Regions from separate parts of the Homo sapiens genome. Here region 2 is linked to region 1. A link is an interaction called in ENCODE POLR2A ChIA-PET data of the cell type or tissue named here. Cell type or tissue: PC-3. All regions are shown on one strand. Links, peaks and the distances in the headings refer to the core of each region. The heading gives the core; the rest is flanking DNA. Region 1 overlaps FBXO36 (F-box protein 36). Region 2 overlaps SLC16A14 (solute carrier family 16 member 14).

Region 1 (15,910 bases), core at 2,880-10,879:
TGTAATCCCAGCTACTCGGGAGGCTGAGGCAGGACAATTGCTTGAACCCGGGAGGCGGAGGTTGCGGTGAGCTGAGATCATGCCATTGCACTCCAACCTGTGCAACAAGAGCGAAATTCTGTCCAAAAAAAAAAAAAAGAAAGAAAGAAAGAGAAAGAAAGAAAGAAAGAAAGGAAGGAAAGAAAGAGAAAAAATATAAAGAGGCAAAGAGAAAAACATGAATATTTCATAAAAATTATTATGATTTTTTTTTGTAGAGACAGGGTCTCACTATGTTGCTCAGGCTGGATGCTTCATAGTATTTTAACTTTTGCCTAATATTTTCTGTACCTGTTCACTTATTTTCAAATTAGGAAATAGTTCATAAAGAATCAACCAATCAATGGCCTATCTAACTATGTTTGATGTAGGAAAAAAGGATTTCCCCCCAGTTCTCTGAATAAACAAGAAATGAAAACTTGTTTGGAAGGATAGATGTTTAAATGTAAACAGTGGTTAAATGTGGTGACTTTTATTTTCTTCCTTTGGCCTATCTGTATTTTCTGATCTTTGTACAATAAACCCATATTACCAGTGTAATTTTTTTAAATATTGGAAAAAAAGACTACCTCTTTTTTTTTTGAGACAGAGTCTTGCTCTGTCACCCAGGCTGGAGTGCAGTGGCACGATCTCAGCTCACTGCAACCTCCGCCCCCTGGGTTCAAGCAATTCTCCTGCCTCAGCCTCCTGAGTAGCTGGGATTACAGGCACCCACCACCATGCCCGGCTAATTTTTGTATTTTTAGTAGAGATGGGGTTTCACCATGTTGGTCAGGCTGGTCTCGAACTCCTGACCTGGTGATCCACCCGCCTCAGCCTCCCAAAGTGCTGGGATTACAGGCATTAGCCACCATGCCCGGCCAAGACTACCTCCTTTTAAGAGAGAGGAAAACAGGGTGATGGTGGGGTATGCATATAGATCACAGGGGCCCCAAAACTGGGGGCTTTGTCAGTTTCTCTTCTCCCCTTCTGACTCTGAAAGCTCCACTATGGAGTCTTCCCAAAAATGGCTCTTAGAAGAGAAAAAGTGCACTCTCTTAGATTCACTGTCCAATATTTGGCGACCACCTTCCCTATTCAACCTGAACCATTCCTTCTGGAGCAAGTAGGACAGAGCTGTCAAGGGCAATAGGCTCCCTGCAGAAGCAGGCGGAACTGTGATCCTAGAAGTTGGGCTCTCTGATTTCAGAATGGATGTAAGGTGTGGGCTGTGTTTATGTAAAAGCCCAATCGTGCCAGCTTAGAAGAGTAGCTATATAAGATTTCTCTCCCAAACAGGTTAGCCTACATTAAGGCATTAATACAGAAATAGAAAATAGAGGCATTAAGGATTTAAGTTGCTTCTGAATTCCAAGTGCTTCCCATTCAAAGCCCCTCTAAAGTACAAGGGCCTTCTTGGGGGGTGAGGAATAGCCCTTTCAAAAACTCAGCATTAAAGAGTAGGTATTGTGAAGATCCTCTGCCCACCAGCAGAAGAAGAAGAAAAAGCAGTGCTTATTTAAAGCCCTTGACATAATTGAAGATAATTTTTGAATACTTTAAAATGACAAGAAAACATGTTCAAAGCATGCTCAAATATACTTTAGAAAGTCTCCACCAATAAAGTATTTAAAGTGTAAAAGTTGGCCAGGCGCAGTGGCTCACGCCTGTAATCCCAGCACTTTGGGAGTCTGAGGAGGGTGGATCACGAGGTCAGGAGATCGAGACCAACCTGGCTAACACAGTGAATCCCTGTCCCTACTAAAAATACAAAACAAAAAGAAAAAAAAAAAATTAGCCGGGCGTGGTGGTGGGCGCCTGTAGTCCCAGCTACTCAGGAGGCTGAGGCGGGAGAATGGCGGAGGTTGCAGTGAGCTGAGATCGTGCCACTGCACTCCAGCCTGAGTGACAGAGCCAAACTCCGTCCCTGCCAAAAATAAATAAATAAATAAATAAAGTGTAAAAGTTTTAGGACATGTACAGCTAGGTATGAAATGTGATGGTTTGAAAGTGTAGGTGGTTAGAGTATTTTGAAAAAATACTCTTGCTTTTTTGGTATTTTTAAATGTAACTAACATATATTTCTTTTGAAATTAAAAAAAGTATATTAAAACAAACTCCATTCTGAAACATAAAATCACCGCCTGCCTGTTGGATTATGTGGCAGACAGTCTCCAAGACAGTTTCAGTGACTATCTTTTCCTAAACTTACACCCCCGCATATTTCCATCCCACACTGAATAGGGCTGCCCTATTAACAAAGAGGATATTGCAGAAATGATATTCAAAGGGTAGGTCATCATAAAGGCTTCTGCTTTGCTCTTCGATCACTCACTCTGCGAGAAGCCAACGGCCATGTCCTGACAAGTTCTTTTGAAGTCTTATAGTGGCTGCCCTTAGAGACAATAAATGACCAGTGTTTCCTATTCAGATCTTAGTTACTCTCGTTAGGATTGGGAGGGTCTGGAAGAAAAAGATCTAGCTCTGTTAATAGAGATTCTTTACAGATACAAATTTTCCCCCACAAAGAACAGCTTTGCAGGGCCATTTCAAAATATGGCAAATCAACATGTTTTGGGGTAAAATATGTTGATTTTCTTCTTTGTCTCATAATGTTATGCCAGAGTCAGGTTGGAAAGTAAATTATGATATATAGGGTTAAACAAAACCCATCTGATGAGACTATGATTTGTAGGGCATGACTCCCCAGACCCCTCAGATAGGAATTTGGGCAAGATAAAAAAATCAGAGTTTAGTCCTCACTTAGCAGCACTATGGAGAGGTCCATGAGACAAGAAATTGAAACCTCCTGCCAACAACCACCAGTGATTTCTCAGCCATGTGTATAAGCCATCCTTGAATGGGATCCTCCAGCCCCAATCAAGCCTTCTTCAGATGACTGAGGTGCCATTCAACCCCATGCAAGTCTCCTAATCAGAACCACTCAGTTAAGTTGCTCCCAAATTTCTGGTCCACTGGAACTGTTTGAGATAATAAACAATTATTATAGTTTTAAGTCATTACGTTTTGGGATAATCTGTTACACAGCAATAGATGATAAAGACTTGGGTACCTGCAAGAGATGTGCTGCCACAGTGGAACCTAAAATGTAAGAGTGGCTTTGATATTGAAAAGTCCATAAAAATGTGAATGAGTGTGACGAGAGGGTTGGTGAAAGCCTGAAGAGCCAAGAAGAAACCATTAGTAGAAGTCTAATGGACTCTGAGGTTTTAAAGATGAAGACAAAAGATTAAGTGAGGGCCAGGTGTGGTCGCTCATGCCTGTAATCCCAGCACTTTGGGAGGCCAAGGCAGGCAGATCACTTGGGGTCAGGAGTTCGAGACCAGCCCGGTCAACATGGTGAAACATCATCTCTACTGAAAATACAAAAATCAGCTGGGCATGGAGGCGGGCACCTGTAATCCCAGTTACTTACAAGGCTGAGGCATGATAATTGCTTGAACCCGGGAGGCAGAGGGTGCCGTAGCCAAGACTGCACCATTGCACTCCAGCCTGGACAACAGAGTAAGACTCCACCTCAAAAAAAAAAAAGATTAAATGAGAAAAAAATGCAACTTATGGGTTGTGCCATTTAGCTAAGGAAATGTCCAAGCAGAGCAGGAACATACTGCCTGATTTCTTCTTGATGCTTAAAGTAAAAGATAAGAGAAAAGAGACAAGCTAAAGGAAGGTCTCTTAAAAAGGACACAGGATTTACTGCTTTTGAACATTCTCTGCCTCTTCAGCTGTCAAACAAGCTAAAATTAAGAAGTGACTCTCAGGCAAAGATCAAATCTAGGACAATGGAAGAAAAACATGGTATAAAGAAGAAATTGGAGATGGGGAAAGGTGGCTACAAGATGCTCTGTCAAAAACCATTCAGTCAAACCTTAGGGTTTTCATGAAGCTTAACAGTGTTGTCACTCAAGAGTCAAGAGCAGAAACCCAAGGTAGAGAAGTGCTTATCTCACAGAAATATATAAGTGTGGTTTTCTCTAATGCAGTAGACCCCAATAAGAATTATGGAAAACCCATGATATTTTTAAGAGAATTATGTTGGTAAAAACACTGCCATCCAGCCTGAACTGAAAGGGTCACACGCAGTACAAAAGGAGAAGACTTTGGACCCTCAACCAGCAAGGTAGCTTTCATTCTACAGCTTCTTCTCTTGGCTTGTGCAGGGCTGCCATTTCACTGTGTGCTCACATGACTTCTTCTTTGTGAGCTTAAGGAGACAGGGAGTGAGCCTCTGGTCCGACTTCTAACAAGAACACCAATTCTATCAGATTAGGGCCCCAACTTAAAGACCTTATTTAACCTTAATTACTTCCTTAGAGGCCTCCATGTCCAAATATAGTACACTGGGAGTCAGGGGTTTGACATATGAATTTGAGGGGGGACACATTCAGTTCATAATCCTGGGAAACATTTGGAAATTTTAAACACATTTCTGAATAATTAAGGAGTCAAAGAAGATATTAGGCCAGGCACAGTAGCTCATGCCTGTAATCCCAGCACTTTGGGAGGCCAAGGTGGGCCGATTACTTAAGGTCATGAGTTCTAGACCAGCCTGGCCAAGATGGTGAAACCCCATCTCTATTAAAAATACAAAAATTAGCTAGGCATGGTGGTGCTTGCCTGCAATCCCAGCTGCTAGGGAGGCTGAGGTGGAAGAATTGCTTTGAGGTGGAGGTTGCAGTGAGCCTAGATTGCACCACTGCACTCCAGCCTGGGTGACAGAGTGAGACTCCCAACTCGGGGCGGGGGAGGGGAAAAAAAAGAAAGAAAACCCAAGAGACTGTGACCAGTAAATAAAATGAATTCACTGATTAATTAAGAAAAGGAAACCTTAACTAAAGTTTCAGGTCTATACTGCTTTACAGATTAGCTTTATAAACTCTCAAAGAATTATATACCAATCCATATGGTATACAATTTGTTCCAAAGAATAGAAATAGAAGAACTCCCCAGCTCAAATTAGGAAGTTGTGCAAACCAGCAATGATGGTAGGCAAAAGGAAAACTGTATGCTAAACTTTACTTAGGAACATATGTGGTAAAAATTCTAAACAAAACATTAGGAAATTGAGTTCACCAACATATTAAAAAAGTAAACAAATTTTGACCAGTAGGATTAATCCTGGAATGATCCAAGGATGTTATAACTTTGGTAAATATCTTACAGAATTTGCCATATTAACGTATTTTTTTAGATAACCATCTCAAAAGTATAGAAATTATTTCATATAAATATTTCTAACATCTATTATAAATGAAAACTCCTAGAAAGCTAGTAATAAAAGGGAACATCCTTAACCTGATAACCTGATATACAGAAGTTACTAAAACCCAATAACAGTAACAATAATAATGAATGGTACAAATATGGGTTGGTATCATCTTCAATATTTGCCAGGTACTGCTCTAATATGTATATATATAAAGTGTGTGTGTTATATATATTATACAATATATATAAGATATATCATATATATTATATAATTTAACCCTCACAATGACCCTATTGGATGGGTACTATTATTATTCCCCTCTTATAGAGGAAAAAAAGGAGTTCTGGAATATGGAGAGAACTTAAGAGAGAGAGAGAAACTAGGAAATGAGGAACAGAAAGGATAAGTGGCTGTTCAGGATCACACAATGAGAAAGCGGCAGAACTAGGATTGAACCCAGGGAGTTTGCTCTACAATGCACCCTCCAATCATGATGGTATATAACCTCTAATGTCAGAAATAAGACCAGAATGCCCACTATCACCATCTCTATTCAGCATTGTTTTAGAGGTCACAGAAAGAACAAAACAAGGAAAATATAAAAATACATCATGAGCCGGGTGCGGTGGCTCACGCCTGTAATCCCAACACTTTGGGAGGCCGAGGCGGGTGGATCACGAGGTCAGAAGTTCAAGACCAGCCTGGCCAAGATGGTGAAACCCTGTCTCTACTAAAAATACAAAAAAAAAAAAAAAAAAATTAGCCAGGCGTGGTGGTGGGTGCCTGTAATCCCAGCTACTCTGGAGTCTGAGGCAGAGAACTGCTTGAACCTGGGAGGCAGAGGTTGCAGTGAGCTGAGATCACACCACTGCACTCCAGCCTTGGCTAGAAAGCGAGACTCTGAAACAAACAACAAACAAAATATATCATGGCCGGGCGTGGTGGCTCACGCCTGTAATCCCAGCACTTTGGGAGGCTGAGGCGGGCAGATCACCTGAGGTGGGGAGTTCAAGATCAGCCTGACCAACATGGAGAAACCCTGTCTCTACTAAAAATACAAAATTAGCCAGGCATGGTGGCACATGCCTGTAATCCCAGCTACTCAGGAGGCTGAGGCAGGAGAATCACTTGAAGCTGGCAGGGAGAGGTTGCAGTGAGCCAAAATTGTGCCATTGCATTCCAGCCTAGGCAACAAGAGCTAAACTCCATCTCAAAAAAATAAATAAATAAAAATAAAAATACATCATGATCAGAAAGAAAAACTGCCATTACCACAAAATGATCTGAATGTCAACATACAAAAGTTGACGAAAGTCAAGAAATCCTACTGAAAAAAGATCAGTATCATTTCTTTATATACCAGAAACCATTAACTCAAAATTATAACTTAGTAAGCATTTATCTTTTGGCCAGCAATCTCACACTGAAATGATCTGTGCACACAGTTATTCATTTTGGCATTATCTGTGATACGAAAAGATTGGAAACAACCCAATTTTTATCATTAGAATTTTGATGCCTACATATAAAGAAATATTATATGCAGATAAAGCATATATATGATATGTATATAGTATATGCTTTAGTATAAAGCATATATACTCTATTAAAGCATAAATACTATGCGGTAAAAAAAAAAAAACAAAAAAAAAAAAAAACAGGCCAGCATGGTGGCTCACGCCTATAATCCCAGCACTTTGGGAGGCTGAGGTCACCTGAGGTCAGGAGTTCGAGACCAGCCTGAGCAACATGGAGAAACCCCATCTCTACTAAGAAAATACAAAATTTGCTGGGCATGGTGATGCATGCCTGTAATCCCAGCTACTCAGGAGGCTGAGGCAGGAGAATCTCTTGAACCCATGAGACGGAGCTTGTAGTGAGCTGAAATCGCGCCACTGCACTCCAGCCTGGGAAACTAGAGTGAAACTCGGTCTCAAAAACAAAAAAACAAACAAACAAAAACAAAACAAAACAAAACAAAGAATATCTCCAAAGACATGAAGCGATTTCCTGGATATACTGGTGAAAAGGTAAAGTGTTGAACAGCAGGAGCAGAATGCTATTTGTGTAAAAAACGGGTACCAGAATATAAACATATTTATGAATTTGTTTATATCTGCAGAAAGAAACACTGGAACAGTAAATAAAAGCAAAAGTGTTTACATCCAGGACAAAGCTATTACTAGCTTTCTAGGAGTTTTCGTTTATAATAGATGTTAGAAATATTTATATGAAATAATTTTCTATACTTTTGAGATGGTTATCTAAAAAAATACGTTATAATTTTGAGTAGATTCTCTGACCACATGTAATTTAGCTAAATATTAAGAACAAAAAAAGTAACTAAGAAATCTCCAACTACCTGTAAATTAAACAATATGTTTCTAAATAATCTAAGGGTCAAAGAAGAAATCAAAATGGAAATTAGAAAATGTTTTAACTGAATGAAAATGAATGAGAATAAAGACGCAAGTTATCAAAACTTGTCTATGTAGGTAAAGCAGCAGTTAAAGAAAATTTAGAGGAGAAAAAATGGCTCTAAACAATGATTTAGGCAAGGTGCAGTGGCTCATGTCTATAATCCCAGCACTTTGGGAGGCCAAGGTGGGAGGAATCGCTTGAGGCCAGGAGTTAGAGATAAGTCCCAAGACCAGCCTGCGCACCATAGTGAGACCCTGTCTCTACAAAATTATCCAGGTGTGGTGGTGCACACTTGTAGTCCCAGCTACTCCAGAAGCTGAGGCAGGAGGATCACTTAAGCCCAGGAGGTTAAGGCTGTAGTGAGCCATGATCACACCACTGCACTCCAGCCTGGATGACAGAACAAAACCCTATCTCAAAAATAAAAAATAAAATAAAATGAATAAATAAATAATGATTTATACTTCCATCTCAAGAAGCTAAAAAAGAACAACAAACCAGACTTAAGGAAAGTAGTAGAAAGGAAATAAGGGTAAGAACAGAAATCACTTTTTAAAAACTCACAAAAACAAAATCAACAGAGCTAAAAGTTAGTTCTATGAAAAAAGTTAATGAATGAAGTAAACCCCTGGCAAGATTAATTAAGAAAAAAATTAGAGAAAATGTAAATTACCATTATCATGGAATGAAAAAGAGAACACACTACAGATCCTCAGACATCAAAAGAAGAGGATATTATGAACAGATTACAACAAAAAAGTGACAATTTAGATGAAATGAAGTAAATAGGACAAATGTTAACATCTTTTGTTAGTGGTATTGAGTCTCTGTAACGTTCTTTTTTTTTTTTTTTTGAGATGGAGTCTCGCTCTGTTGCCCAGGCTGGAGTGCAATGGCCACAATCTTGACTCACTGCAGCCTCTGTCTCCTGGGTTCAAACGACTCAGCCTCCCAAGTAGCTGGGATTACAGTTGTGCGCCAACACGCCTGGCTAATTTTTTTATATTTTTAGTAGAGATGGGTCTCACCATGTTGGCCAGGCTGGTCTTGAACTCCTGACCTCAAATGATCTGCCCACCTTGGCCTCCCAAAGTGCTGGGATTACAGGTGTGAGCCACTGTGCCCAGCCAGAGTCTCTGTAATGTTCTTTTCTGTAGGTTTAAAATATTTCTGAATTTGAAAACTTTTAAAGAGCAAGCTACAGGATACAATGCATAAGATTCTTCTTTTTGGCCGGGTGTGGTGGCTCACACCTATAATCCTAGCACTTTGGGAGGCTGAGGTGGGTGGATCACCTGAGGTCAGGAGATCCAGACCAGCCTGGCCAACATGGTGAAACCTCGTCTCTACTAAAAATACAAAAATTAGCTGGGCATGGTGGTGGGTGCCTGTAGTCCCAGCTACTCGGGAGGCTGAGGCAGGAGAATCGCTTGAACCCAGGAGGCAGAGGCTGTGGTGAGCCAAGATGGCACCACTGCACTCCAGCCTAGGCTACAGAGGGAGACTCTGTCTCCAAAAAAAAAAAAAAAAAATTTTTATGTTTATTTTATTTTACTTATTTATTTATTTTAAGATAGGGTCTCACTCTGTTGCCCATACTGGAGTGTAGTAGCACAATCACAGCAGCCGTGACCTCTTGTATACAAGTGATCCTCCCACTTCAGCCTCCCCAGCAGATGGGACCACAGGTGAACGTGAATCCACACCCAGTTAATTTTTGCATTTTTTATACAGACAGGGTTTCATCACATTGCCCAGACTGGTCGTGAACTGCTTGGGCTCAAGTGATCCTCCAGCCTCGGCCTCCCAAAGTCCTCAGATTACAGGTGTGAGCTACATTGCCCAGTCCTTTTTGTGTTAATATATAACATATTCTTGTATGTATGCATAAACCATTTTTATAAGGATATAACAGAAACTCCTAATGATGGTTGTCCTGGAACTAGAAACACAGGGTCAGAGGGAGACTTATTTTCATGCTAAAACTTTTCATTTTTATTGTATTTATTTATTTGTTTCGAGACAGGGTCTCATCCTGTCCCCCAGCCTGGAGTATAGTGGCACAATCATGGCTAGCTACAGCTTTGACCTCCTAGCTCAAGCCATCCTCCCACCTCAGACTCCCAAGTAGCTGGGACTACAGGCATATGCCACCATGCCCAGCTAATTTTTTTAATTTTGTATAGACAGTGTCTCACTATGTTGCCCAGGCTGGTCTTGAACCCCTGGGCTCAGGCAGTCCTCCCACCTTTGCCTCCCAAAGTGCTGGGATTACAGGCATGAGCCACAGTGCTTAACCTAAAACTTTTCAAATTCATTTAACTTTTGTTTTACTATGTGCATTATTTCAATTTTTAATCTTAAAACATCAGTTAATAATAAATGACAAAATGTAAGATTTTATTTGGATTTGCCTTCTCTGCTCTGCAGCCCAGAGCCAGCCTCCCAGGCTCCTACCTCCTGCACTCTCCCACCTCACCATCCACTTGCAGAACCCAACCCAAGGTATGCAGAAGCTAGAGATCAAGGCTGAAGACAAAGGGCAGCTGATCAGAGAGGGCAGCAAGGAGGGGAGGAGTGTTGTAAGAGGTGTTAGTTAGGAATGAGAAAATAAAGGCCCAAGTTAAAGGCTGACGTATAAGTCTAAAAAAGAAACCTAGAGAAAATGGATTATGGAACAAGGCATGGTGGCAAAAGGGGTAAGAAAACACCTACCTCCTATTGGATGGAGTATAATTAACACAGCAGTTTTTTGGAGGGCAATTTGTGAGGATAAGAAAGTAACTGGTATTTTACGTAAATTTTAAATTACTCTAAATTGAAATATTGTGACATCAAAATATTAATGAAGTCTCATTTTAGGTGCAAATGTTAAAATAATGTAAATCACACAACTTAAAATTCTTTCAAGAGTAGCATAATTATAAAGTTGGCATAATTATTAAGGTCAAATGTGTTGCAAATGCCATTTGCGCTGCATCCTGTGGCAGTGGCATGCGAGCCAGTTCACAGAAAGACCATCCTTGGTCACGTTAACCCTGAATTCTGCAAGATTTTCAAGAATGCACCCCTCAGATAAAATCTATCAAAATTTATAAGGTATATCTCTTTGGATATAGCAATTCCCCCTGTAGGAATCCATATTACTGACATTCTCATGTAAGTGTGCAGATATAGATGTCCCAGCATGTACCTAAAGGCTTCAGTGAGAACAGCAAAACCTGGAAACCATCCGAAAATGCCCATCAATTGAGGATTGTGTATTTGTACCCACAGAATACCATACATCCTTGCAAAAGAACAGGGGACTTTATGTACACTAACAGAAAAATAATCATAATATATGAAGAGCAAAACAAGTTAAAAACCTAAAGATTAGGCTGGGCGCGGTGGCTCACGGCTGTAATCCCAGCACTTTGGGAGGCTGAGGCGGGCGGATCACAAGATCAGGAGATCGAGACCATCATGGCTAACATGGTAAAACCCCGTCTCTACTAAAAATATAAAAAATTAGCCGGGCTTGCTGGCGGGCGCCTGTAGTCCCAGCTACTTGGGAGGCTGAGGCAGGAGAATGACGTGAACCCGGGAGCGGCGTTGCAGTGAGCCGAGATCACGCCACTGCACTCCAGCCCGGGCGACAGAGCGAGACTCCGACTCAAAAAATAAAAAAAAAATAAAACCTAAAGATGTAATTGATTTGATTTTTTTTGTTTGTTTTTGAGATAGAGTCTTGCTCTGTTGCCAGGCTGGAGTGCAGTGGCATGATCTCGGCTCACTGCAACCTCCACCTCCAGGGTTCAAGCGATTCTCCTGCCTCAACCTCCTGAGTAGCTGGGACTACAGGCACGTGCCACCATGCCCAGCTGATTTTTGTATTTTTAGTAGAGACAGGGTTTCACCATGTTGGCCAGGATGGTCTCCATCTCTTGACCTCGGGATCCACCCGCCTCGGCCTCCCAAAGTGCTGGGATTACAGGCGTGAGCCACCGCGCCCAACCTGATTTTATTTTTATAAACATATATACAATTCAAACAGAAAGAATTCAAATACAAATGAAACTATTTAGAATGGTCGTCTCTGGGGAAGGGAGCTTGGAGGAGAGAAACAATTTTCACTTTTTAAATATTAAAAACTCCAACAGCTGGAATTTTTTGAGTACTTATTATGTGCCAGGCAAATTCTAAGCACTTCATTCAATTAGTCCTCATAAGGATCCTGTGAGATAGATGCCATTATTATTCCCATTATCAGCAGTTGAGGGAACTGAGACCTAAAAAGATTAAATAATTTGGTTAAGGTCACATACCTAGTGGGTTTAGGGCCAGGATTGGAATGGAAGTAGTCTGTATTAAGCAACATTCTTATTCACATGCTAACAGTTCTGTATACTTGGTAGTGTTAAGAGTAATGTTTAAATTAATAAACATGACAGTTTTGATTCTTAAAAATGCAAACCTGGGCCAGGCTGAGTGGCTCATACCTGTAATCCCAGCACTTTGGGATGCCAAGGCAGGTAGGATTGCTTGAGCTCAGGAGTTTGAGACCAGCCTGGGCAACATAGCAAGACCTCATCTCTACTAAAAAATAAAAATAATTAAATTGGCTGGGCATGGTGGTGTGCACCTGCACTCCCAGATACTCAGGAGGCTGAGGTGGGAGGATTGTTTTGTTTGTTTTTGTTTTTTTTTTGAGATGGAGTTTTGCTCTTGTTGCCCAGGCTGGAGTGCAATGGTGTAATCTTGGCTCACTGCAACTTCTGCCTCCCAGGTTCAAGCGATTCTCCTGCCTCAGCCTCCCGAGTAGCTTGGATTACAAGCATAAGCCACCACGCTTGGCTAATTTTGTATTTTTAGTAGAGACGGGGTTTCTCCATGTTGGTCAGGCTGGTCTCGAACTCCCGGCCACAGGTGATCCACCCACCTTGGCTTCCCAAAGTGCTGGGATTACACGCATGAGCCACCGCGCCCGGCAGGAGGATTGTTTGAGCCCAGGAGATGGAGGCTGCAGTGAGCTGTGATTGCACTACTGCACTCCAGCCTGGGCAACAGAGTGAGATCCTGTCTCAAAAATAAATAAAATAAAAATGCAAATCTGTTAAAAAAATTCAGCAACGTTTTTGATTTTGCAATTTAGTAATATAAATCACTGTGGTAGACATAATAATGCCCGTCCCCAAAGATGTCCATGTCCTAATCTCCAGACCCTGTGAATATGGGACCTCACACGGCAAAAGTAACTGTGCAGATGTGATTAAATTAAGGATCCTTTTTTTTTTTTTTTTTTTTTGAGACAAGCTCTTGCTCTGTCTTGGGTCACTGCCACTTCTGCCTCCCAGTTTCAAGCGATTCTCCTCCCTCAGCCTCCCAAGTAGCTGGGATTACAGGTGCCCACCACCATGCCTGGCTAAATTTTGTATTTTTAGTAGAGACGAGGTTTCACCATGTTGGCCAGGCTGGTCTCAAACTCCTAACCTCAAGTAATCCACCCGCCTCAGCCTCCCAAAGTGCTAGGATTACTGGTGTGAGCCACTGTGCCCAGCCAAATTAAGGATCTTGAGATGGGAGATAATCCTGGATTATCTGGTGAGCCTAATGTCATCACAAAGTTCCTTATAAGGGAAAGACGAAGGCAGGAGAGTCATAGTCAGAGAAGGAGACATGACCACGGAGGCAAGGTGAGAGTGATGCCTCGTGAGAAAGACAAGACCTGCCATTGTTGGCTTTGCAGATAGAGGAAGGAGGCTGGGCACAGTGGCCCACGCATGTAATCCCAGCACTACGGGAGGCCAAGGCAGGCAGATTGCTTGAGCTCAGGAGTTTGAAAGCAGCCTGGACAACAGAGTGAAACCCCATCTCTACAAAAAATACAAAAAAATTAGCCAGGCATGGTGGCACATGCCTGTAGTCCCAGCTACTTAGGAGGCTGAGGTGGGAAGATCACTTGAGCCTGGGAGGTGGAAGTTGCAGTGAGCCAGGATGGCCCCACTCCACTCCAGCCTGGGCAACAGAGTGAGGCTAGGTCTCTCAAAAAAAAAAACAAAAACAAAACAAAAAACTCAAGTGTGTGGCACCTCACCCTGTCACTCTCTTGTTCCTGCTCCTGCCATGTAAGACACCTGCTCCCTCTTTGCCTTCCACCATGACTGGAAGCTTCTTGGGGCCTCCCCAAAAACAAGCTGCTATGCTTTCTGTACAGCCTGCAAAACCATGAGCCAATTAAACCTCCTTTCTTTATAAATTATCCATTCTCAGGTATTTCCTTATAGCAATGTGAGAACAGACTAATACAACAGCAAACCATAAGGACATGCTGGGAATTTTTTTTTTCTTTTCCTTTTTCTTTCTTTCTTTTTTTTTTTTTTTTGAGACAGGGTCTCATTCTGTCACCCAGGTTGGAGTATAGTGGCACAATCACAGCGCACTACAGCCTGGACCTCCCAGGCTCAGGTGATCCTTCCACCTCAGCCTCCTGAGTAACTGGGCAGGCAGGCACCACCACGCCCAGCCAATTTTTGTATTTTTTGTAGAAACAGGGTTTTGCCATGTTTGCCAGGTTGGTCTCGAACTCCTGGCTTCAAGTGATCCGCTTAAGCCTGGCAGGTGAAAGTTGCAGTGAGCGTGATCGTGCTACTGCACTCCAGCCTAGGCAGCAGAGTGAGATCCTGTCTCAAAAAAAAAAAATCTGTTCATATATCAGGTATTTTGTCTTGCTTTTCATTTTGTTAAAGTTTTTTTTAGAGATGGGGGGGTGGTCTCACTGTGTTACCCAGGCTGGTCTCAAACTTCTGGCCTCTAGTGATCCTCTCACTTCAGCCTCCCAAGTAGTTGGGATTACAGGCGTGAGCCACTGCGCCTGACTTTGTATCAGGCCATTGAATGCTCACCGTGGCTATATGGAGTAACCATTATCTCCAGTTAAGGATGAGGAAACTGACTCACAGAGGGGAGGAGCAATCAGCTGTGATCACACAGCGGGCTGGTGGCAGGACAGAGATTTCAACGCCAGCTTACTGAGTCCCAGTCTGTGCTACCATGAACCCTCCTCCTTCCTCTGAAGACAGAGGACTTCCTGAAGGATTCTCTAAGAAGGGGGTGTACAGAGACTACCAACACCATGGTTTGGAGTTTTCCCCTTAGAGACACAGGAGCCTTTGAACTTGCCGGGCTGATTTAATTTGGTATCACAGTGCTGCTGCTGGCGGGAAACCACCTGGCAGCCCCGAGACTGCAGCTCTGTAAACTACCATTTAAAAAGCCTGGTTAGTACATGCCTTGGCTGAATCCCTCAACTCTCCTGCTGTCCAGCAGGAACACAGCCAGCAGGGAGGCAGGCCTGCTGTCAGACTCATAAAATCTTCGCTATATTGCCTTTTCTCTTCCAGTATCAGAACCCCTCAAGTAGTTATCCTGAAGTGAATCCCCTCCCCCAGTATCTTATCAGGAGCTTGACCCCTCCCCCCAATCTCTTATCAAGGGCAGGGCTTGGAAGGTGCCTGGAGCAGGCAAGAGACTGGTGAGGTCTGCAAGTAAGCCAGCAATCAGAAGGCAGTGGGAGGCTTTTGACTCCCATCTCTGGCCCAAATCCCCATCTCCAGGTTTTTGTGGAAGACAATCAGAAAACCACATGGTCTCAAGGAACAATGCAGCATTAACTAGACACATAGCTCTGGGGAAGGTCCTACAGTGGTTAGAAAATAAAATGGAGGCAGGGCGCCGTGGCTCACATCTATAATCCCCGGCACTTTGGGAGGCCGAGGCAGCCAGATCACTTGAGGCCAGGAGTTCGAGACCAGCCTGGCCAACATGATGAAACCTCATCTCTACTAAAAATACAAAAATTAGCCAGGTGTGGTGGTGTGTGCCTGTAGTCCCAGCTATTCAGGGGCAGGGGCGGGGGCTCTGTGGCATGAGAACTGCTTAAACTTGGGAGGTGGAGGTTGCAGTGAGCTGAGATCGTGCCACTGCCGTCCACCCTAGGCGACAGAGCAAGACTCTGTCTCAAAAAAACAAAAAACAAAAAAAACGAATGTTAACTTGAAAATGAAATGTGTTTTATGGAAGTTTACTTTATAGTGAGCTGCATAGAAACATGTCTGGTCCACAGTTAAAGTTAGGCATGCCTGGGCTGACTGAAATTCAATCAAAAGTAAATAGTCTTCTGCCAATATGATTGTTCTTTTTTTTTTCTTCTAATCTCAGTCACATTTTCTTCTCTTTTTCATTATTTGACATGGTTGTTCT
Region 2 (15,910 bases), core at 4,548-12,547, 65 kb before region 1:
GCCATGGCAACAAAATGATTTTCAGTAATAATCATGTAATGGTCAGTAATACTCATTATGTTATTGTTCTTCTGTGTTAAAATAATTAAAAGAATATATTTCAATTTTAAAGATAGTGAGCCGGGCAGAGTGCTTCATGCCTGTAATCCCAGCACTTTGAAAGCCGAGGCAGGAGGATCACTTGAGGTCAGGAGTTCAAGACCAGTCTGGCCATCATGGCGAAACCCCGTCTCTAATAAAAATACAAAAATTAGCCAGGTGTGGTGGCACATGCCTGTAGTCCCAGCTACTCAGGAGGCTGAAGCATGAGAATTGCTTGAACCCAGGATGCAGAGGTTGCAGAGAGTCAAAATTACGCCACTGCCCTCCAGCCTGGGTGACAGAGCAACACTCTGTCTCAAAAAAAAAAAAAAAAGATATTGTTCAAATTGAGTAAAACATTTCAAGTATTAATTTAAAATGTCACTTTCCAAACCAAGGTTTTGTACCTCGCAGTCTTCACTGTTTCACTATTTTAAATTGTAAACTAGAATCTCCAAGTGAGTACATAGAGTGACACAAGTGAAGTGACTTGAGATCTGGTTCTTTTTCTGGACAATAGTTGTGCTGGCACAGTTCACCTAGAGTGTTCTGAGAAAGGCGGCAACACATAACACCACAGGGGTTGTGGGTGTGGATTTTGCCAAGTGGGTATTGTTTTGCCAACAATTCTGAACTCTTAGGGGCTTCCTCTCCCAAATAATGTGTGTAGCTGGGACTACACATGTGCCAGGGTCAACTGTAAAACCAGGAGTTCTTGAAATAACTTCCATGTAGAATACAATGTTTACAAAAGGATGAGAAATTAGAACCAGCTAATTTGAAGCATACATATACATAATTAAAATTCAACATAATTGGAACTTAGACCAGCTAAACATTTTTTCAGTGTAATTGTCTAGAATTGCTGGCATGTAGTGATGATTTAGAAAGCAGACCAACTTTTAGTTGTTTGTTGTTTTTAAGTCCTCCAGCTTATTGCAAGCTCCGGGGCAGAGTGCTCCCTGGCTCTGTCCTTGGTGCTCCATGGCCATAGCTGGGCAGTGGGACCCTGCAGGGCTCAACTTGACCTTTGGAACTGCCCAGCAATCATTTCCACTTGTTGTAGGCAACAGTCTTTTCCATTATTCTGAGCATTAAGTCTCCTACACAACCTCTGCCCTCCTCATTCTCAGCCGATAACCTAACTTCCTGCTTCACCAAAGAAATTAAACCATCAGATGTGGTTTTCCATCCCACTACCATCATAGGTTCATCCACCCCCTCCTTCCTCCAGACTCAGAGGATGGGTCTCTCTTCCTAATAAAGACCAATCTGTTTCACCATCTCCAGGATTAGTCATTATCATCATAATATCTCTCTCTCTCCACCCCCGACTCCTGCTCCTTATCCTCAGTCTTTATACACACACTTAATTCTCATCCCCTCCCCCCAAAAAAAACCATGAAAAATGAAACAGGCCAGGCACAGTGGCTCACACCTGTAATACCAGCATTTTGGGAGGCTGAGGCAGGAGGATCGCTTGAAGCCAGGAGTTCAAGACCAGCTTGGGCAACATAGTGAGATCCTGTCTCTCCATACATACATACATACATATATACATATGAAAATTAGCTAGGCATGGTGGCATGTACCTGTAGTCCCAGTTATTCAGGAGGCTGAAGTGGGAGATCCCTTGAGCCCAGGAGTTCAAGACTGCAGTGAGCTATGATCACACCACTGCACTCCAGCCTGGGTGACAGAGCAAGACCCTGTCTCAGGAAAACAAACAAACAAAAGAGGAGCTAGCATCCTCTAGCTCCATCTAGCCTCCCTCCTCTCATTCAAACATCTTGAGAGATAGATCTATGCAAAGTACCCATCTCATTATGTCCAATGGCTGTTCATTATGTACAAGATAAACTACAAGCTCCTTATTTGGCTCACAAGGGCCTTGCATGATCTAGCTCCTGCCTACCTGATAACCTCACCTGGTGACCTGTATGTCACCACAGTATCTATTCAAACTCCTTAGTCTGATACCCTATTTTTGAAGTAATTTTCTAGTAACTAATTAAGTTCCCTGTGTAAATACTAGGAATGGGGTTGGGTGGAGGGGAGTAAAGTATGAGTCTTGTATAATGAGACATAAGTACCACCATTATTAGAAAGCTATGTCTTTCATTGTAATCAATTGGACTTATCAGTCTCTCCTGAGCTGGGTTAGTATGAGCCAGACCCCCTGAGGCTAATCCACTCTGGCTGCACTGAACAAATTAACACTTGCACCCACAAAAACTGAGAACCAGATCCTCTGCTAGGGACCCCACCAAGGTGAAGCTACACTGAAAGGCTGCCTGAAGCCAGATCTTCCTTCTTTGACATCTTTCTTGTCACCTGTCAGTATCCATCTCTATAAGGGAGACAGGGTATGGGCTTTGGAGTCAGGACTAACTGGGGTCAAATCCTAGTTTCCCAATTGACCATACTAAATACAGGCCTTAGAAAATCACCTTACTTCTCTGAGTCTATTCCCAAGATTGTAATACCTATATATGTGATGGCTGTAAGATGAAACAGGTTTCATAGAAGCACTTGCTCCTGGGAAACAGTAAGGAGTGTTTTCAAATCTGTATGGTGACAAAGATTAACCTGAAGATCAGATGTGATACTGGAGCCACTTTGACCCTGATGGGGAGGTAGAGCTGCACAAAGAAGATGAAGATATTTTTCCTTTTGATGTTCCATGAAATTATTTGTTATATGTATTTCAGAAAAATCTTGGAAAATGTATACCAGTCATGAAGATATTGGGTATGATTTTGAAGATGGCCCCAAAGACAAAAAGACACTGAAGCCCCACCCAAACATTGATGGCGGATGGGCTTGGATGATGGTGCTCTCCTCTTTCTTTGTGCACATCCTCATCATGGGCTCCCAGATGGCCCTGGGTGTCCTCAACGTGGAATGGCTGGAAGAATTCCACCAGAGCCGCGGCCTGACCGCCTGGGTCAGCTCCCTCAGCATGGGCATCACCTTGATAGTGGGTATGTTCATGTGTGACCTGTCGTAAAACTGAATCGTTATCAAATGACAATTCCCCACTGTAAGTGATGTTTTATATTGTTGTAACATTCGATATTGGATGTTACTAGCTACTATTTTTCAATTGTGATAAAATATGCATAACATAAAATTTACCATTTTAGGCCAGGCACGGTGACTCACACCTGTAATCCCAGCACTTTGGGAGGCCAAGTTGGGTGGATCAGTTGAGGTCGGATGTTCGAGATCAGCCTGGCCAACATGGCAAAACCCTGTCTCTACTAAAAATATAAAAATTAGCCAGGTATGGTGGCATGTGCCTGTAATCCCAGCTACTCGGGAGGCTGAAGCAGGAGAATTGCTTGAACCTGGGAGGTGGAGGTTGCAGTGAGCTGAGATTGTGCCATTGCATACCAGCCTGAGAGACAAAGTGAGACTCCCTTTCAAAAAAAAAAAATAATTTTACCATTTTAAGCATTTTGAGTCCCATTAAGTACGCTCATATTTTTTCACAACCATCACCACCATCCATCTTTAGAACTTTTTTTCATCTTCCCAAACGGAAACTGTATTCAATAAACATGAATTCCCCATTCCCATCTTCCCTCACCCCTGGCCACCACCACTCTACTGTCTGTCTCTATGAATTTGACTATTATTCTAGGTACCTCATGTAAGTGAAATTATGCAATATTTGTCCTCTTGTCTCTTGTGTGATATAACAATTTAAATATTTTAAACATTTGGAGTATTTTAAAAATTGATCATTTTGGCTGGTCCAGTGGTAGTGGATTATCAGAACTTATTAATATTAGTGTCACTAAAGTTGGTATACAACCCCTGACTGCTAAATTTAACTGGCTTTAAAAAAAAAAAAACTGTCATTTAAAAAACTTTATTTAGACCCAAACTCTGTTTGCCTAACCATTATAATTCATTATGTACCATTATAAATCTCTGCTTGTTTAACATTTATGAATACTTTTAAAGGTAAAAATTTTAGATAAAACACTATAAAAGTCCAGTAACAATCTCATTTCAGAGTTCTGATATATTTTTTTTTTTTTAAGACAGAGTCTTGCTCTGTCTCCCAGGCTGGAGCACAGTGGCACAATCTGGGCTCACTGCAACCTCGGCCATCCAGGTTCAAGGTATTCTCCTGCCTCAGCCTCCCTAGTAGCTGGGACTACAGGCACCCACTACCACGCCCGGCTAATTTTTTTGTATTTTTAGTAAAGATGAGGTTTCACCATGTTGGCCAGGCTGGTCTTAAACTCCTGACCTCAAGTGATCCACCTGCCTTGGCCTCCCAAATTGCTGGGATTACAGGCATGAGCCACCATGCCCAGCCTGAGTTCTGATGTTTTCAATTTGAAATATTATTGATTTTTCATTATTGAAAAATCTTCTAAACTGTTTCTAGAAAGCTTACTGATATATAGCTAACAGAAAGGAATAACAATATATTCTTGTATTTTCTTTTTTTTTCTTTTGAAATGGGGTTTCTCCATGTTGCCCAGGCTGGTCTCGAACTCCTGGCCTCAAGAGATCTGACCACCTCAGCCTCCCAAAGTCCTGGAATTACAGGCCTGAGCCACTGCATCTGGCTGCATTTTCTTTTTTTAAAAAATTGTTTAACATGGGAACATAGATTCAAGTTTTCCTGAATATACACTCCCTATTCTTCTATTTTCTAGTTAAACCTAACCACACAGCAATCTATGAAGTCAAATCTTATACAGCTGGAGATACTAAACCTGGGAAGTTATTATAAATATAATGCTATGATGGCTAATGTGTTTCAGTTTGAAAATGAAATAACTCTTACTGTCAATTAATATTGAATAAGCATCTATGATATACTAGGGGCTTTCCCTTACATTATCTCATTTAATTTTATTTCCTTCCCTTAACAATGCTCTGAGATAACCACCACTATGACGTTTTTCAGTTGTTTCACTTAAAGGTGAAAGCCATATATTTATATCTAATTGTCTGAATTTAAAATATTTATAATATATTTTATACTGGAAACATAAACGGCCTCTAATCTTTTTCGGTTTTGTGCGAGTATGCATATGCCAGGCCAATGTGTGTCTGATTGGAATCTGTGCCTTTTCAGTGATTCCCAATTAGTAATTAATTGCTCGAATGCAATTCAGAGACTTGTTGATCTTGGCTGGCATTCAACTCTTTTTTTTTTTTTTTTTTTTTTTACTTTTTGTAGAAACAGGGTGTCACTCTGTTGCCCAGGGTGGAGTGCAGTAGCACAATCGTAACTCACTGCAGCCTCGAACACCTGGGCTCAAGCGATCCTCCCACCTCAGCTTCCTGAGTAGCTAAAACTACAGGCATATGCTACCATGCCCTGCTGATTTTTAAAACTTTTTGGTAGAGATGGGGCCTTGTCATATTGCCCAGGTTGATCTCAAACTCCTGGCTTTAAGAGATCCTCCTGCCTCAGCCTCTCAAAGTGCTGGGATTACAGGTGTGAGCCACTCCACCAGCAATGTTATTTTTGATAATACAAACAATATTAAAGCCAGGCACGGTGGTTCACGTCTATAATCCCAGCACTTCGGGAGGCTGAGGCGAGCGGATCACCTGAAGTCAGGAATCTGAGACCAGCCTGGCCAACATGGTGAAACCCTGCCTTTACTAAAGATACAAAAAATTAGCCAGGCATGGTGGCAAACGCCTGTAGTCCCAGCTACTCGGGAGGCTGAGGCAGGAGAATTGCTTGAACCCAGGAGGCAGAGGTTGCAGTCAGCCGAGATGGCGCCACTGCACTCCAGCCTGGGCAACAGAGTGAGACTACGTCTCAAAAAAAAAAAAAAAAAAAACACCAATATTAGTAACAATGGTAGTCCTAATGATAGACAACAAGGACAAAGTGTTATTTCTCAAGTTGTGTGGCACATGTGTGTGCAAGTGTGTATGTTTACTGGAAGGGAATTAATACGGATAGTTTTAAAATTAAATAAAGGCACCATTATGTATGTCAGAAAATTACTGATAAATCATTTTTGTCTGTAACATTGTTGAACTGACTTCTTCAAATCTGCATTGTTTTGTTAAACTAGGACTGTTTGTCATAGGAAACACGCAGGTAGGTTTATTTCAGTGTCGGGCTTCAAGTTTTACGTCAGTTGTAATTCTACTTTTCTCAATAAGTTAGTAAAGGAAAACTGTGTTTCTAGAACACTTAAAATCCAGCTTTCTTTCTTTTTTAAAAATATATTTGTAAGGGGTTAAACAAAACACATGTAGATTTAATCTTGGAAGTGTATGCACGCAGTAACATCAAAAAAAGACTCAGAAGAAGGCCAGGATATGAAATGTCCCAATATTTTCCAAACCATCCAATAAGTTGGTCTTAGATATTATGTTTCATAAGTCCTATGAAAATAAGCAACAGAAACTAGTTCTGAAATTATTGGATATGGTTTTAAAGATGATCCCCAAAATAAGAACCCCTAACTCATGGTGAAATGTGATGGTCATACTTAATTTAATTGACAGGTAACTGTGTGTTCAGAATTTTGTTTGAGAGTCCCTGAATTCCAGACTGTGGAATTTCAGATTTTAGACTAATCTTTCTACAGGGAAAGCTGCCTGCCAGATAAACATTTTTTGCTGAGTTTCAGAAATCATAACATAACACAGCAGGCCTCATAGTTATATAAATGAAAGGTCTTTTATTCTATCTATTTACCTAAAATTATTGTCCATTATCCCAAGCTTCCTGGTACAGGGTGGCTGCAGATTTGTTGAGCAGCCTCAGGGAAGCTTTCCAAGCCAGAAACGCGCAGTAACAGCTCTCCTTTATTTAGCACGCACTGCATGCCACATGCACGTTAATGTACATGATCTCATTTGATCCTACAACACTGGAGGCCAGACCATTGTCTGTATCTTACAGAGGAAGAATATGCAACACTCAGAGACATTAAGTAACTTACTGAAGGTTGAACAGCCAGTAAGTGTAGAACTGGCTTTAAACCTGGTCCATGGGACTCCAAAATTGTGTCTACTATGACACTGCCTGCCATTACATCAAATGAGAACTGAAAACATACTTGAAATGAATAATACAAATGGTTTTTACGTTCTAATCATTGTAAGCACATTTGGGCTACCTGTTAAATTTAGAAAGGTCCGTGGTTTTTTCTTTTTTTCTTCTTCTTTTTTTTTTTTTTCTGAGATGGAGTCTCGCTCTGTCGCCCAGGCTGGAGTGCAGTGGCACGATCTCGGCTCACTGCAACCTCTGCCTCCTGGGTTCCAGCGATTCTCCTGCCTCAGCCCCATGAGTAGCATGAATTCATCACCATCCTGCAGAAGGTCCCAACTTTTAATAAAACGTAATCACCTCATTTGTATTGTAAACCACAAAATATCTGAGACTGGTCTCAATCAATCCGGAAGTTAATTTAGCCAAGGGTAGGGAGGTGCCCAGAAGAAATAAACACAGAATCACAGAAACAGTCTGTTACCTGTGCCTTTCTCCAAAGATGATTTTGAGGACTTCAACATTTAAAGGGGAAAAGGGGGCTGGAGGAGAAAGGGAGGGTACAGTCATCCACGTGTTGCAAGAGAAAAGGTGCAGATAGGGGAATCATCAATTTTGTATTCATCTCACACTCAGTAAATCAGCACTTTTACATAAAATAAGGTGAACATAGAGTAGCTACCTGTGGAGCTATATAACCCTTTCTCTGTGACTAACTGCTTAGGAATAAAAGGAAAGGCAGTTGCTTGCATGACTCAGCTTTCAGCTTAATTTTTTTCTTTTGGCAGAGTGAATTGGGGTGCCAAGTCTGTATTTTCTTTTCACAGTATCTACAGCAGCCTTTGTGAGGCTAGCTCTGAATCATTCTTGGGGGATGCCCTATTGTTGGGGGAATCCACAGGCTACACAAGATAAATGACTTGCTAAATCACTTTATAGCAGTGATTGTCAATCTTGATTGCACATCAGATCCACCTGGGGAGCTTTAACTTCCCCCCCCACCTCAGGCTGCACCTGGGATGGGCTCCAAGTATCAGGATTTTTTTTTAAGCTCCTAAGCAACACCACTGTTCAGCTAAGGCAAACAGTTCATTGATTTAGAGGCTCCTAACTCTTTACTATGGTGAGGGGTTACCCTAAGAGACCTGGAGTTCAAAGCATCTGTAACCATCCCTGAGAACTGCCAAGGCTCACCTGTGATTGCTCCTCTACCAGCGCTTTTTTCCAACCTGTCAGCTGCCAGGATGGGTCAATAAAATATAACTTCCTGAGGGTGTTCCCCACAGCAGTGGGACACTTTTTTTTTTAGATGAAGTCGCACTCTGTCACCCAGGCTGGAGTGCGGTGGTGCGATCTCAGCTCACTGCAACCTCTGCTGCCCAGGTTCAAGCGATTCTCCTGCCTCAGCCTCCCAAGTAGCTGGCATTACAGGCATCTGCCACCACACCTGGCTAATTTTTGTAGCTGTAGTAGAAACGGGGTTTCACCGTCTTGTCCAGGCTTGTCTTGAACTCCTGACCTCGTGATCCACCCACCTCGGCCTCCCAAAGTGCTGAGATTACAGGTGTGAACCACCACACCTGGCCAGGACACTTTATTACAGTGGGAAATGGTCCAAGATTCAGATTTCTTCTGAAAATGAAAAAGTCAGATAATGTGAATAATCTCATCCTAAAACACTGAATTACTCTATAAAAGTGTGAGTCATGGTCAAAGGATTGTATCTCAATTGTATGATTCCCCCTTCTCCTTAGATTGTGAGGGGACTTCTTTTATTTTCTGGAAATGGTGGTTTGATTTTGGCAATGCTAGTGGACCATCAGTAAACAGTGGGTAGAAAATGAAACTCAGCTGGCACAGTGGCTCACATAATCCCAGCACTTTTGGAGACTGAGGCGGGTGGATCACCTGAGGTCAGCAGTTTGAGACCAGCCTAGCCAACATGGTGAAACCCTGTCTCTACTAAAAATACAAAAAATTAGCTGGGCATGGTGACAAGCACCTGTAATCCCAGCTACTCAGGAGGCTGAGGCAGGAGAATCGCTGGAATCCAGGAGGCAGAGGTTGCAGTGAGCCGAGATGGCACCACTGCACTCCAGCCTGGGCAACAAGCGTGAAACTCTGTCTCAAAAAAGAAAGAAAGAAAGAGAGAGAGAAAGAAAGGGAAGGAAGGGGGGGAGGAGGGAGGAAACTGAGAGTCAAAAAGCTTGGGTTTTTATTTTTTTTTCAATGTACATATATTTTATAACCATGGAGAAGTCACAGCATTTCTGGGTCTCGCTTGGCTCATCTGCAAATCATAAATGACTGAAGCCCCAGCATGCGAGAGTTGATTAAGTTGTAACAGTGCCTGGCTGTTTAGTTAATGTTTTTAGCAGTTAAATAGTTATACTTTTTTAAATTTATAAAATTCCTCCAGACATGAATATTTGCACTGAGTTTGGAATTTTCTCCCTTTTTTTTTTCTCAAACGCCTTTTTAATGTAATGTTTCATAAAGCACCTCAGAAAAATTTGCTTCTGGGCCCTTTCTGTGAAGTGGAAAATATGATTGTGCTACTGAACTGTGATCTGTTGACCTTTGAAAAGGCTACAAACAGCAAACTGACAAGTCATGCATTTTTCTTTTTTTTACCCACTCATCCAAGCTAGGCATAGTCAAGTAACCATGGGTTTAGAAAAACAAAAATAAAAATGTGTAAAGAAATCAGACAAGTATCTCTAACTTACGGTATGTGAATTTCAGTTAACCCCAGTAATTCCATCAGATTTTTTATCAGTGCATTTATTTTATATATTATTTCTATAATGTGCATATTTAATAACAAATAACATTTATATAAAGTATGTTTAGGCCGGGCGCGGTGGCTCACGCCTGTAATCCCAGCACTTTGGGAGGCCGAGACGGGCGGATCACGAGGTCAGGAGATCGAGACCATCCTGGCTAACACGGTGAAACCCCGTCTCTACTAAAAATACAAAAATTAGCCAGGCATGGTGGCGTGCGCCTGTAGTCCCAGCTACACGGGAGGCTGAGGCAGGAGAATGGCGCGAACCCGGGAGGCGGAGCTTGCAGTGAGTCGAGATCGCGCCACTGCACTCCAGCCTGGGCAACAGAGCTAAACTCCGTCTCAAAAAAAAAAAAAAAAAGTATGTTTAATATATTAAGTCTATTCTAAGGAGTTAATTTACTGAATTATTTCCTGTAATGCAACAGAGTTAATTAAATTAATAAGTCTTCACCTTCATAGTTTTTAGGATTAGGCACCCACAAAACCACTAGACAAAATAAACTCATTAGCTGACTGTACCCAGATATACACATGAATATAGTTAGAACTTTAAAGGAAACTTTATTTCAGTTTAAGCCAAAAGGGAAGCTCTTTAAACAAGTTTTTAATATAGTTCATCTGCATATAAGGTTTCATAACTTTGTAATGATCAAAAATAAGATAATTAAAATATGCCATCTTACTGAATATTGAGTACTAGCTCATATAAATCTGGATTCCTATTTAAACAAGGAATCATTGATCACAAGATAAGCTTTCAGCTTCAGTGACATCAGAAATTACTACAAAATCAGGAGGAGAATAAAGAAGGTTGACAATTAAGAACTAGAAAGTCAGCCAGGTGCCATGGCTCAAGCCTGTCATCCCAGCACTTTGGGAGGCCAAGGCAGACAGATCCCTTGAGCCTAGAAATTCTAGACCAGCCTGAACAACACGGCGAAACCCTATCTCTATAAAAAATACAAAATTAGCAGGACATGATAGCACAAGCCTCTAGGCCCAGCTACTTAGGAGGCTGAGATGGGAGGATCGCTTGATCCCAGGGAGGTGAAGGCTGCAGTGAGCCGTGATCACACCACTGAACTCTAGCTTGGATGACACAGTGAGACCCTGTATCAAAACAAAAACAAGAAAACAAAACAAAACTAGAAAGTCAGCGTAAAGGAAACAATCAGAATGCGTCTCATAAAATACTGTGCTGCTGTGAGTGTTGTCACATTTTACACAATGGAAATGGATTCCCGAATCTCCATAGCCTGATAGGTCTGGTCAGAGACTGTGCACACCAGCCGGGATGGGAGTCTGTATGAAGTGATGACAACTAGCTCTTTTCAGCTTGGTTTCAATCTGGGTATCCTCATGAAAACAGGCTATTAGTTTTCTGCCTGAAGCCCAGGAGTTCTGAAGACTCCCTTCCTGTACTCCCTTTTGGTCTCAGTTTCCTTATCTGCAAAATGGGTATAATGAAGAGAGCTTAGTTTACATGGTTGTTAAACCATTAAATGACATAATTTGTATAAAGCACTTAGCAAAGTGCTCAGTAAATGTTAGCTAACAGGTAAATATGGTTATATAGATACCTATGTAAAACATATAAGCTTAAGTATGTATCTTTTGATAGGAGGAGAAGGTGAACATAATAACCTACCGTCCATATAAATCCCCAAGTTGCTTCTTGGAATATATGTCTGTACACAGACACACACATAAAGCACTTCTGTATCCTTGAAGCATAGTTTAAAAACCATTGATTGAAGGACCCGATAACAGTTCTTTTTTTCCCTCATTATACATAATACATTTTTAATATTTCTATTTTAGTCAAAAACTGAAATGTCTTTCTATTTGGAAAGAAGCCAAAGAAATAATGTAATTGAGGCCAGGTTTAAGACCAGAGGGAAGGATAGAGACTGCAGCAAACTGGAAGGGGTGTGTCCCAGTCAAACGGGCTCAGCCACTGCACAGCTCCAACTAACTTTGGTCCTGTGGGAAGGTAGTCTGTGTTGCCACTGGACTTTTTGTGAATCCTCTTAATTTTTAAACATTGGCAACTAATTCCAGACATTTTTTAGACTTTGTATGGGATCGACAAAATGTATCCACAGGCTAGAGATAGCTCCTAGACCACTGGTTTTCTTGTAGATGAAAGAATGAATGTCTATTTATTTCAGGTCTGCCTTTCCTGAAAATCCAGAACCTTGTGCTCTCTGATGAAATTACTTAAAATCATCTTTGCATGCTAAAAATGTTTGGCATATAAAGCAATGGGGGCTTTTTGTGTCATTTAACAGCTCTAGTGACATTTTATTCTTTGTCTTCACATGAAGATTTATGAGAAAGAATAAAACGGAAGCACCTTTAGTCAATTCCTTTTCCAATGCTCTGTGACAGGCCCTTTCATCGGCTTGTTCATTAACACCTGTGGGTGCCGCCAGACTGCGATCATTGGAGGGCTCGTCAACTCCCTGGGCTGGGTGTTGAGTGCCTATGCTGCAAACGTGCATTATCTCTTCATTACTTTTGGAGTCGCAGCTGGTAAGCATGTGGCTTTTTTTAAACTCGATTTTAAATGTTTTATAAGACATCTTGGCAGTGGATTTAATTGTGGAGAAAAGAGACACATTAAAACATTCTGTTCTGTTTCCTCCCCCCCACTTCACCCCAACCCCTCCCTACACTCCTGGAAATACATTTTAACATTACATTTTAATATGCCTTAAGTGGGGGGAGCCCACCTAACAGCAAAACTTGGCCTGCCTAAGAGAATCAAATTATATTTCCATATGCCTGGTTCTAAATGCCAATGCTATCTCCAGTGAGGAATAGGAAAAGGAAGGCAGTAACGTTGACTTAGGTGAATGGACCAAAGATTAAGGAAATTACATCAGTGTGGTGTGGGAAATAAGCTAAATAATAGGCCAGGGGCAGTAGCTCACGCCTGTAATCCCAACACTTTGGAAGGCCAAGGTGGGCAGATCACTTGAGGCCAGGAGTTCGAGACCAGCCTGGCCAACATGGTGAAACCCCGTCTCTACTGAAAATACAAAAAAAAAAAAAAATTAGCCAAGTGCGGTGGCACCTGCCTGTAATCCCAGCTCCTCAGCAGGCTAAGATATGAGAATAGTTTTAACCCAGGAGGCAGAGGTTGCTGTGAGCCAAGATTGCACCACTGCACTCCAGTCTGGTTGACAGAGTAAGACTCTGTCTCAATAATAATAATAATAATAATAATAATAATAATAAAGCCTCCTGTGTGAAAATAGAAAAGAAAAAACATAAATACATAAGTAAATATTTTAAAAAAGATTAAGGAAACCAATAACGTTCATTTACTCTTTAATAATCATTTGTTTTTTTTTTTTTTTTTTTTTTGAGATGGAGTTTCACTCTTGTTGCCCAGGCTGGAGTATAATGGCACAATCTTGGCTCACTGCAACCTCCGCCTCCTGGGTTCAAGCAATTCTCCCACCTCAGTCTCCCAAGTAGCTGGGATTACAGGCATGCACCACCATGCCCAGCTAATTTTGTATTTTTAGTAGAGACAGGGTTTCTCCATGTTGGTCAGGCTGGTCTCGAACTCCCAACCTCAGGTGATCCACCTGCCTTAGCCTCCCAAAGTGCTGGGATTACAGGTGTCAGCCACAGCACCCGGCCTTATAATAATTTACTCTTTTAGCCCTGTTCAAATTCATAAAATAGCATAAACCACACATATATGTAGAGACGAAGAAGCAAATCTAGAGTACAGTTAGGTTGTCATTCCCAGTGAACAGGTTAATATTGGCTGCCAGCCACCACAATCTGCATATCCATTATGCAAAATATATTCCCAGCCACAATTTCCTTTATCAGCAGGTAGTGTGATTCACACAGATGAGTAATTACTTGTACAATTGCATTTTAAATAAACTGAATCCAGCTTGACACTCTTTTTGAGTACAGAGCTACAATGAATGCGTTAGCATAAGAGTTAAAAGTGAGCTTGGAATTCTGGCTTTTCTTTTTTCATTATTATTACCTGTGTGACTTTGGGCAAGTTATTTAACCTACTTATACCTCAGTTTCCTTACCTGCAAAATGGGTATAATGAAGAGAGCTTAGTTTACATGGTTGTTGAAATGATTAAATGACATAATTTGTATAAAGCACTTAGCAAAGTGCTCAGTAAATGTTAGCTAATAGGTAAATATGGTTATATATATAAAACATACGAGCTGAAGTATGTATCTTTTGACAGGAGGAGAAGGTGAACATAATAACCTACTGTCCATATAAATCTGCAAGTTGCTTCTTGTAATATATATCTATACACATACACACATAAAGCACTTCTGTATCCTTTGAAGCATAGTTTAAAAACCATTGATTGAAGGACCTGATAACAGTTCTCTTTTTCCCTTATTATACATAATACATTTTTGATATTTCTATTTTAGTCGTAATTGACAATGGTAAATATTTGTGGAGTCAAATGTGATGTTCTGATACATGTATATATTGTAGAATGATTGAATAAGGCTAATTGACATATCCATCACCTCACATACTTGTGATGAGAACATTTAAAATCTACATTTAGCAATTTGAAAAATATAGAATACATTAGTACTAACTACAGTCACCATATTGTACAACAGATCACTAGAACATATTCCTCTGGTTAAAACAGTTCTTTAAAAATGTCAGATGTTGGCCAGGAGCAGTGGCTCCCACCTGTAATCCGAGCACTTTGAGAGGCCAAAGCAGGTGAATTGCGTGAGCCCAGGAGTTTGAGACCAGCTTGGGCAACATGGTGAAACCACGTGTCTACAAAAAAAATACAAAAATTAGCCACACACGGTGATAGTCCCAGTTACTTGGGAGACTGAGGTGAGAGGATCATCTGAGCCTGGGGAGTTCGAGGACGCAATGAGCTGTGATCGCACCATTGCATTCCAGCCTGGGCAACAGAGTGAGTCCCTGTCTCAAAAAAAAAAAAAAAAAAAAAAGAAGTCAGATATTTTCCCTGAGTACATTAGAAACTCTTCCCTATAATAGTCCCGTGAATAGGGCTAGCAGTGGGATTTTTGTGTTATAGGCGAGGAAATAAACACTCCTTTTGCTGAGACTAAAGAGCCAGGTTGGGGTCTCTGGACACATAGTGCAATCAAGGGAGGCTTAAGACAGCAGAGGCCCTCAGAGAAGACGTTCATTCTCCCAGCTACTTGCTAAGCACGTGCCATGTGATCTGGGCAGTCCTGGGCACACCAGTGGTGAAAATACATGGTCCTGCCTGCCTGCCTGGAGCTTCTATTTTTCTGATGGGAGAATGCTGCTCCATTTTGTTATTGGAGGAACTTGTGCAGCAAAGCCTGTTGGGGAAAATGGCGGGCTAGAAACCTGCTTGGGTGGATGGTCTTTCTGCTGCTTATCCCTGGGAGCTGCTTTTTAAATAATCAGTGTTATTGCTTTGTTAGAAATAAAAAGCATAAATAGATGCTAATTAAGGAAATGCAGGTGATCTTTGCTGCGAATTCTGGATATGGCCACTGATGTTGCACTGTGTCTTTTCTTCCCCCCGTCGGCCTGTACAGGCCTGGGCAGCGGGATGGCCTACCTGCCAGCGGTGGTCATGGTGGGCAGGTATTTCCAGAAGAGACGCGCCCTCGCCCAGGGCCTCAGCACCACGGGGACCGGATTCGGTACGTTCCTAATGACTGTGCTGCTGAAGTACCTGTGCGCAGAGTACGGCTGGAGGAATGCCATGTTGATCCAAGGTGCCGTTTCCCTAAACCTGTGTGTTTGTGGGGCGCTCATGAGGCCCCTCTCTCCTGGTAAAAACCCAAACGACCCAGGAGAGAAAGATGTGCGTGGCCTGCCAGCGCACTCCACAGAATCTGTGAAGTCAACTGGACAGCAGGGAAGAACAGAAGAGAAGGATGGTGGGCTCGGGAACGAGGAGACCCTCTGCGACCTGCAAGCCCAGGAGTGCCCCGATCAGGCCGGGCACAGGAAGAACATGTGTGCCCTCCGGATTCTGAAGACTGTCAGCTGGCTCACCATGAGAG

Evidence for each region. ChIA-PET counts read pairs that join two places held together with the same protein. Peaks named below come from ENCODE experiments on the same cell type or tissue, not always from the same donor. Only the 100,000 strongest peaks of a DNase experiment are listed, where the experiment ranks them.
Region 2: POLR2A ChIA-PET joins it to region 1 with 10 read pairs; 3 of 35 experiments call an interaction of 5 or more read pairs at or near these places.

What each region holds. Positions count from the first base shown.
Region 1 is chr2:229,979,825-229,995,734 of GRCh38, reverse strand. All of the region lies in intron 2 of FBXO36 (F-box protein 36), which reads right to left. Among named protein-coding and RNA genes, the nearest start is that of FBXO36, 65 kb to the right of the region's middle. In PC-3, for the core only: no CTCF peak of the experiment used is centred there; no DNase peak of the experiment used is centred there.
Region 2 is chr2:230,046,249-230,062,158 of GRCh38, reverse strand. SLC16A14 (solute carrier family 16 member 14) reads left to right here. Exons shown (of 5, transcript NM_152527.5): 2 at 2,793-3,065; 3 at 12,255-12,398; 4 at 15,437-15,910. The coding sequence starts at 2,807. LOC107985996 (a long non-coding RNA gene) reads right to left here. Exons shown (of 2, transcript XR_001739919.3): 2 at 10,405-11,310. It also overlaps the pseudogene RNY4P19. Among named protein-coding and RNA genes, the nearest start is that of SLC16A14, 15 kb to the left of the region's middle. RefSeq lists an enhancer at 14,954-15,910. In PC-3, for the core only: no CTCF peak of the experiment used is centred there; a DNase peak (open chromatin) is centred at 7,868; H3K27ac peaks cover 1,844 bases.